2 separate regions of the Homo sapiens genome follow, and region 1 is linked to region 2. A link is an interaction called in ENCODE POLR2A ChIA-PET data of the cell type or tissue named here. Cell type or tissue: endothelial cell of umbilical vein. All regions are shown on one strand. Each heading gives the region's core, and the rest is flanking DNA. Links, peaks and the distances in the headings are about the cores only.

What was found. Peaks named below come from ENCODE experiments on the same cell type or tissue, not always from the same donor. Only the 100,000 strongest peaks of a DNase experiment are listed, where the experiment ranks them.
Region 1: POLR2A ChIA-PET joins it to region 2 with 8 read pairs; 3 of 35 experiments call an interaction of 5 or more read pairs at or near these places.

Annotation. Positions count from the first base shown.
Region 1 is chr1:24,736,810-24,741,205 of GRCh38, reverse strand. No RefSeq gene overlaps it. Among named protein-coding and RNA genes, the nearest start is that of CLIC4, 6.4 kb to the left of the region's middle. In endothelial cell of umbilical vein, for the core only: no CTCF peak of the experiment used is centred there; no DNase peak of the experiment used is centred there.
Region 2 is chr1:24,391,326-24,395,721 of GRCh38, reverse strand. STPG1 (sperm tail PG-rich repeat containing 1) reads left to right here. Exons shown (of 9, transcript NM_001199013.2): 3 at 4,043-4,161. Among named protein-coding and RNA genes, the nearest start is that of STPG1, 20 kb to the left of the region's middle. RefSeq lists an enhancer at 3,415-3,664. In endothelial cell of umbilical vein, for the core only: CTCF peaks have their summits at 3,027 and 3,226 (motif pointing right); DNase peaks (open chromatin) are centred at 1,661 and 3,381; H3K27ac peaks cover 1,253 bases.

The sequences.
Region 1 (4,396 bases), core at 80-4,079, 350 kb before region 2:
GATCTAAAATTAGTACCTATTAATATTTAATAGGATCATTGATAAATTAGTCTATGTTAAGAGCTTGGATTGTAAGTGCTCTGTAGACACTAGCTGTTGGTATTATTCCCATCTGTCCATATTCTTGACCGGTCACTGAGCTCTCACACTGCATGCCAGACACCTAGCTGGGTGCTTTCATATCCAATCATATTTATTCATCATGGTCTTGCAAGGCTTGATTTATTTATTTATTTATTTATATTTATTTTTATTTTTTTTGAGACGGAGTCTCACTCTGTCGCCCAGGTTGAAGTGTAGTGGCACAATCTCATCTCACTGCAACCTCCACCTCCCAGGTTCAAGTGATTCTCATGTCCCAGCCTCTCAAGTAGCTGGGATTACAGGCATGTGCCACCACACCTGGCTAATTTTTGTACTTTTAGTAGAGACGGGGTTTTGCCATGTTGGCCAGACTGGTCTCAAACTCCTGACCTTAATTAAGTGATCCACCCGCCTCGGCCTCCCAAAGTGCTGGGATTACAGGCATGAGCCACCATCCCCAGCATTGCAAGGCATAATTTTCATTGTCCCCATTTTACAAATAAGGAAACTGAGGGCCAGGCACGGTGGCTCAAGCCTGTAATCCCAGCACTTAGGGAGGCCGAGGCAGGTGGATCACTTGAGGCCAGGAGCTCGAGACCAGACTGGCCAACATGGTGAAACCCCATTTCTACTAAAAATACAAAAAGTAGCTGGGCTTGGTGGCAGGCACCTGTAATTCCAGCTGCTCGGGAGGCTGAGGCAGGAGAATCGCTTGAACCCAGGAGGCAGAGGTTGCAGTGAGCCGAGATCGTGCCAGTGTACTCCAGCCTGGGTGACAACAGCGAAACTCTGTCTCAAAAAAAAAAAAGATTTCCTCATGCTCCCCAGAATGGCATGCAACTTATTTTTTATTTATTTTTTTAATAGGAGAAAAGTCATACAAATTGATTTCACATACATACACAGGAGCCTTCAGAATGAAGACCCACCTCCCCCATGAATTACGGAAACTTATATATCATCTTGAGGTTACAGAAAGAATGGGAGCTTGCATCCTGGTAAAACAGGCTATGTGAAGGGGGAGAAGAATTCTGTTTAGGGGCAATAAGGGGTTGGGAAGGAGAATGACTGGATGGGGGAGCAGGGATTAACTTGTAAATAGTTTTCTTTAGAATTTAAATGATCCTTGGAGACAGTCATTATCCTCATAAAAAGACCTGTTCAAGTGTGGTCACGTCTTAGTCTTCTTTTCTATATCACAAGATGTAAGTTTTAGCTTGCAGGGCCACAGGTCAGGAACCCTCTAAAGGACCTGCATAAACAAGGCACAAGGCCAGTCTTTCTAAGGGACGTTTATCAGTTCTATAAAGTCTATTTCAATTCCTCAAAGCAGTTTGCTCATATTTTAAAATATCCCATTCTGGTCAAAACCTTGATAAAATAACTGGTGTTTCCAATTGTGTCCCCTTTGCAGGCAGGTGAGTTTCCTGGGTTCTCTTCACTACGGCTTCCAGAACAGAACAGTAGCTTTGATCACCCTGATCACTGCACCATACTGTGGAGGCCGTAGGCTCCCGGTCCCCTAAAAGTTCACTGAAAAGTTACTGACATGAGGCAGATTGGTTAATAGGAGAAAAGGCATACAAATTTATTTAATATATATACACAGAAGCCTTCAGAATGAAGACCCTGACATGCCACTTAAATCTAATAAATGGGGCCGGGTGCGGTGGCTCACGCCTGTAATCCCAGAACTTTGGGAGGCCGAGATGCGCGAATCACTTGAGGTCAGGAATTTAAGACCAGCCTGGCCAACATGGTGAAACCCATCATTACTAAAAAAAAAAAAAAAAATACAAAAAATCAGTCAAGTGTGGTGATGTACGCCTATAATCCCAGCTACTCAGGAGGCTGAGGCAGGAATTGCTTGAACCTGGGAGGTGGAGGTTGCAGCGAGCTGAGATTGTGCCACTGCACTCCAATGTGGGTGACAGAGCAAGACTCTGTCTCAAAATAAATAAATAAATAAAAATTAATTAATTAATTAATTTTTAAAAAGCTAATAAATGGTTTATTTCTAGAATTTTCCATTTAATATCTTTGGATTGTGGGTAACTGAAACTGCAGAAATCAAAACTGTGAATATAGAGGATACTACTGTATAACAGAACCTACTTCAGGAACTCATTGTGAGGATTATATGAGGTAATCCATTTAAAACATTTAATAATCAGCATTTAATAAGTGCTAGCTATTACAGGCTGAGCATCCCTACTCCAAAAACCCCAAATCCAAAATGCTTCACAATCTGAAACTTTTTGAGTGCCAACATGACACTACAAGTGGAAAATTCCACAAAAAAGTGCTGAATACAAGCACTTTGGGAGGCCAAGGCGGGCGGATCACGAGGTCAGGAGATCGAGACCATCCTGGCTAACACGGTGGAACCCTGTCTCTACTAAAATACAAAAAAGTAGCCGGGTGTGGTGGCGGGTGCCTGTAGTCCCAGCTACTCAGGAGGCTGAGGCAGGAGAACGGCGTGAACCTGGGAGGCGAAGCTTGCAGTGAGCCGAGATGGCGCCACTGCACTCCAGCCTGGGCAACAGAGTGAGACTCCGTCTCAAAAAAAAAAAAAAGGTACTGAATACAAACTTTGTTTCATGTACAAAATTATTTGAAATGTATAAAATTACCTTCAGGCTATGTGAATAAGGTATATATGAAACATTAATAAATTTCGTGTTTAGACTTGGGTCCCATCCCTAAGATATCTCATTATGTATACTCAAATACTCCAAAATTCAAAATAATCCAAAATTTGATATCTGAAACACTTTTGGTCCCAAGCATTTATTTTTTTAATTTTTAAGTTTTAATTTTTGTGGGGACACAGTGGGTATATATATATATATATTTATGGAGGTCCCAAGCATTTAAATAAAGGATACTTGCCTGGTTATGGTGACTCACACCTATAATCCCAGCACTTTGGAAGGCTGTGGCAGAAGGATCACTTGAGCCTTTTTTTGTGGAGATGAGGTCCTACTATTTTGCCCTGGCTTGGTCTTGAGTTTGAGACCAACATAGTGGGCAACAACTGGGCAACATAGTGGGACCTCATCTCTCTAAAAAACCCCCAAAATTAGCCAGGCATGGTGGTGCACACCTATGGTTCCAGCTATTCAGGAGACTGAGGTGGGAGGATCACTTGAGCCCAGGAGGTCAAGGCTGCAGTGAGCCGTGATCACACCACTGCACTCCAGTTCTGGGTGATTGAGTGACACCCTGTCTCAAAAAAAATAAATAAATAAAAATAGGGCCAGGCAGGGTGGCTCGCCCTTATAATCCTAGCACTTTGGGACGCCAAGGCAGGATGATTGCTCGAGCCCAGGAGTTTGAGACCAGCCTGGGGAACACAGCGAGACCCCAGTCTTTGTTAAATTAAAAAAAAAAATTTAAGAAAAAAAGATAGATAAGGGATACTCAACCTGTATCACTAGTCATATCAATGTCCTCTTCCTTGGTATACTGTGAGATTCTTGGAGGCAAGGAACCCTGCCATATACGTCTTTACTTGAGTAAAATATTTCACTTCCTTTCTGTGTGATGTTTGAGCAAGTTATGCTCTCTACACTTCATTTCCACATGTAAAGTGATGCTAATTATACTTCATGGTGTTGTTATGGAAAGTAAATGAGTTAATAAATGTAAAGCACATAACAGTGCTTGGCATAGAGTAGATGTTCAATAAATGTTATTATTTTACTATTATATGCATTTATTTCTGGAAGAATACACAAAAAATTTTTAAGTGTTTACTTCCAGGGAGGAGAACTGGGGAACTGAGTCACTGCTGACTTATATACTGTTTTGGTTCCCATTTTGTAACTTTTGTCCTAGGGGTATGTGTTATCTATCAACAAATTGGTTTAAACAAGGGAAAACAGGAGCCGGGCCTGTAATTCCAGCACTTTGGGAGGCTGAGGCAGGTGGATCGCCTGAGGTCAGGAGTTCGAAACCAGCCTGGCCAACGTAGTGAGACCCCATCTCTACTAAAAATACAAAAAGTCAGCTAAGTGTGGTGGCGGGCGCCTGTAATCCCAGCTACTAGTGAGGCTGAAGCAGGAGGGTCACTTGAACCCGGGAGGCGGAGGTTGCAGTAAGCTGAGATTGCACCATTGTACTCCGGCCTGGGCAACAAGAGCGAAACTCTGTCCAAAAAAAAAAAAAAAAAGGGGAAAACAGGGCCAGGCATGGTGGCTGACGCCTGTAATCCTAACACTTTGGGGGGGCCGAGGCAGGCGGATCACTTGAGGTCAAGAGTTTGAGACCAACCTGGCCAATATGGTGAAACCCCATCTCTACTAAAAAT
Region 2 (4,396 bases), core at 145-4,144:
GGTGGCTCATGCCTGTAATCCCAGCACTTTGAGAAGCCGGGGCGGGCAGATCATGAGGTCAGGAGATCGAGACCATCCTGGCTAACACGGTGAAACCCCGTCTCTACTAAAAATACAAAAAATTAGCCGGGCGCGGTGGCGGGCGCCTGTAGTCCCAGCTACTCGGGAGGCTGAGGCAGGAGAATGGCGTGAACCCGGGAGGCAGAGCTTGCAGTGAGCCGAGATAGCGCCATTGCACTCCAGCCTGGGCGCAAGAACGAGACTCCGTCTAAAAAAAAAAAAAAAAAAAAAAATTGTTCAATTTATACTCATAATTTTATATTTTCTATTTACCCACATATTTACTATTTCCAGAGCTTCATTCCTTTATGTGATTCAGATTTCCTACTGGTATCATTTTCTTTGGCCTGAAGGGCTTCCCTTAACATTTCTTGTAGCTCCCATTTGCTGATGATTCTTTCAATATTTATATAGTTTTAAAAGTTTTTATTCTGCTTTTGCTTTTGAAGATATTTTTACTGAGTACAGGATTCTAGGGTGACAGGTTTTTTTTTTCCTTTTATTGCCTTAAAGGTGTTGTTTTCAGTATCAATCTGCTGTCATTCTCGTATTTGTTTCTTCATATGTGACATGTCTTTTTTCTCTGCCCAATTTTAACATTTTCTTCTTATCACTTTTTAAGCAATTTGATTATGGTTGGCCTACGGTGTCATTTTCTTCATGTTTCTTGTATTTGATGTTAAGTGACTTTCTTGAATCTGTGAGTCAATAGTTTTTTTAATCAAATTTGGAAAAATTTCAACCATTTTTTCTTGAACTATTTTTTTCTATTTCTTCTCTCCTCATATTTCTTTTTTTGAGAGCCTGATTACATATATATTAGGCTCCTCAAAGTTTCCACACAGCTCACTAATCCTTTTTCTTGTCCTTTTTCTGTTTTATTTTGTATAGTTTTATTTCTAGGTCTTCAAGTTTACTAATCTTTTTTTCCTCTAATGTCTAATTTGCTATTCATCTCATCTAGTGTATTTTTAATCTCAGACATTTAGTTTTCACATCTGGTAGTTCGATTTGGATCTTGTCATTATATCTTCCATATCTACTTAATATGTTCAGTCTTTTCTCTGGCTTCTTGAACATATGAAATACAGTTAGTGCAGCAGTTATAATGTTCTTCTCCACTAATTCTATCATCTGTATCATTTCTGAGTTGGTTTTGATCATTTATTTTCTCCCCACTTTGAAGTATATTTTTCCTTCTTCCTCCTATTAATTTTTTATCAATGCCAGGTATTTTGAATTTTACCTCTTAGGTGCTATTTTTGTAGTCCCATAAATATTCTTGTGCTTTGTTCTGAGATGCAGTTAAATTATTTGGAGACAGTTTGATCTTTTCAGGTCCTGCTTTAAAGCTTTGTTAGCTGGAACCAGAGCAGTATTTAGTCTAGGGGTAATTTTGCCCCATTTCTGAGGCGAAACCCTCCTGCATACTCTATGTTCCATGAATTATGAGGTTTTCCCGCTGTGACTCATGAAAACAGGAGCTATTCCCGGCCCTGTGGAAGCCTCAGGGATTGCTCACTTGAATTCTGCCAGGCGGTTCCTTCTCCAGCCCTGGGTAGTTTTCTCATGCCATGTGTTGGTCAATACCCAGGAACTTACTCAGGGGACCCCGTTGCAGAGCTCCATAGCTCTCCATCTGGGTAGCTCTCTCTTCTCTGGTACTCTGCTCTGTGAACTTAGCTGTCTTGGTCTTTCTGGACTCCCAGATCTATTTCCTCAACTCAGGAAGACCACGGGGCTCCATCTGGATCCCTTCTTCCTGTGCTGTGGTCTTGAGATTTTCTCCTGGCAGAAAGCTGGGGACCATCTTATTGCCAACCTCATTTACTTTGCTTCTCTCAGGGATCCCTGTCCTTTGTTGCCTGATGTCCAGTATCTTGATTGCTTTATATATCTTGCCCATTTTTAACTTTTTTTTTCCAGCTGGGAGGGCAAATCTAGTCCTGTTTTGGTAAGAAATAGGAGTTCAGTCATCCAGAGTGTTTTTCAAAAATTCTACTTTTTAAATTGTTTCATCAAGAGGGCTGCTCTGACACATGCATTTCTGTTATAGCCAGAAGCCTTGGATCTCCTTTCCAGTCAGGCAGAAACCTCTCCTTTCCCCAGGAGAATGTCCTTCCTTTAACCTTTTTTAAATAACTCTCTTTTTACTGCCTCCTCTGCACACTCTCTTAGCTGTTCTATAGGCTTAGGCTTTTAGAAACAAAAGCCAGGAAGTCTTGCAGCTGCTTCTGCCTTTTGATTTGCTGTATAGCTCTCTTAAAGCAAACAAACCAAAAACATAGCCATTCATCTACTTAAATGGGGAGGGGAGGAGAAGAATACATTTACTGTATATTGGTATCCCCAAATATTTTCTACTTAAACACGTATTCAGCTCCTTTTACTTGCTTCATCCTCCACCCAGGCAGATTAGGCTTCAGTGTCCCTCTCCCCATCGTGTTTATTGAGCACTTACTAGAGGCCAGCTCAGGAAGAGGAAGCACAGCTCAGAGCTCAAGAGCCTGGACTCATTAGGCAAATCATGTTCACACCCTACCTGTTCCGCTTAAGTGCTGGGTGATTCGGATGAGTAACTTAATCCCTCTAAGCCTCAGTTTCCTCAACTGTGAAGCTGGTTCATGATTGTACCCCTTGAGGGGTCCCTGTTGTCTTCAGGCTTCCTGCTCTGAAAAGGAGTATTGTTTTTTAAAAAAATTCAGAGATGAAGAAATGAGCCTTACTGATAGTTTCCATACAAACCACCCTCTGTCATGGCTAACACATACTTTCTTCTTTCCTTCTCTTGACTGTTTTTTTTCCCCCATTTCTGCGCGTATTTCCTCTCTGAAGGTTAGGATTCTGATGTTAAAATAATTTGGCTTACTGTTGTGAACAGCCTACAGAGTCAGGATGCACCCCCCCACCCAAAATTTGGTTTGGATGTCAAGACTTACGGTGCCACACACACGCTCATGAAGAGTGTAGGAAAAGGCTTATCACCCACATAGTGAGGCCTTCTGAGGACAGCAGCACAGCCTTCCTAACCTGATCCAATAATGGCTTGAGAGAGCAGGGAAAGGAGCCTGGCTTGGGGGTTTTCTTATGGTTGGAAAGCGAGGCTGGACTGAGGGCAGGGGTCTGCGTGGTTTGAACTTCCAGCTGGTGCCACAGGAGGGAGCTCTGGGCTTTCTCATCCGCTTGCCCAGTGGTAGGGCAGAAGGGAATGAGGGAGTGGTGAAGCTGAAGAGCTATCAGCCATCAAACATCAAAAAACTGGAGTCAGAGTCCATTACACTTACAGGTTAGAGTCTATAATCAACCTGCTATGCAGACAGATGCTGCCAAGTTCTAGCAGTTGTGGAAGTCTCAGCAGGAGGGGAGTTTATACATCAGACATGCATGTATACATCGCAGCCTAGACAAAGGAACTTTTAACTTCAGTTTCTATAGATGATCCCTTTCTGCTTTTTAACCCCATGTCTGCTCAAAACAGAAACGAAAACTTACACCTGTCTTGCACAGTGCCCTGAAAAGTGAGAGCCAGCCCCAGGCTGGGATTTCCCTAACCTCTTTGGATTTTAACGGCCTAATGCTGGTGTCTGAATCTAGGCCAAGGAGCAGTGAGGACGCTTCCTCTGTCCTGACCGCGCCTCGTCCAGGCTGCTCCCAGAATAGTTTTGCTGTCTCCTTCCTGCCTGGCAAGAATGTCTTTACTATCATCTCCTTCCTTTTCTCCGGGACAGCCTGTTTAAGGTACTTTATGTGACCACATCTCACTAATTTAAGAGCTGGAGGGGGGAAGTCCGATAAATTGCCGAGAGGGAAAGAAAGTGGGGAATTTTTTTTTTAATCCGGTTTCGTGTCTGTTTCCTGTCAAAAGGCAAGTTTCTCTTCTCTACCATTTAAAATAAAACTTTAATATACACCTTTGTGTTTTCCACATTTGTCAATCATTGTTTTGTATTCATTTTGATTTTACTCCATTTTTGTTGTTTAGGTTTTACTGCTGCATATCCAACACAATCCTCCATTCCTTTTAAATCTCAAGCTTCAGTAATCCCAGAATCAGAAAAAAAAGGATTCAATAGTCAAGCCAAGAGATTTCCTCATAAGAAGGTAATGACGTTGTCTCAGGGGTTCTTTCGTTTTAGTCTGGATTTTAGCCTTGCGGGACAGGCACGTTCTGTCTGGCTGCTGTGTCTTTCTGTGGACAGTGGAGGGCAGTGTGCTCCCAGGAGCCGCGGCACCAGCTCCACTGAGGGGCACCGACTGGACTAACTGTAAGAACGAGCCTGAAAAATGGGACATCCAGGGAAAAACAACTGTGTCTGGATTTATGGCGCCAAAAATA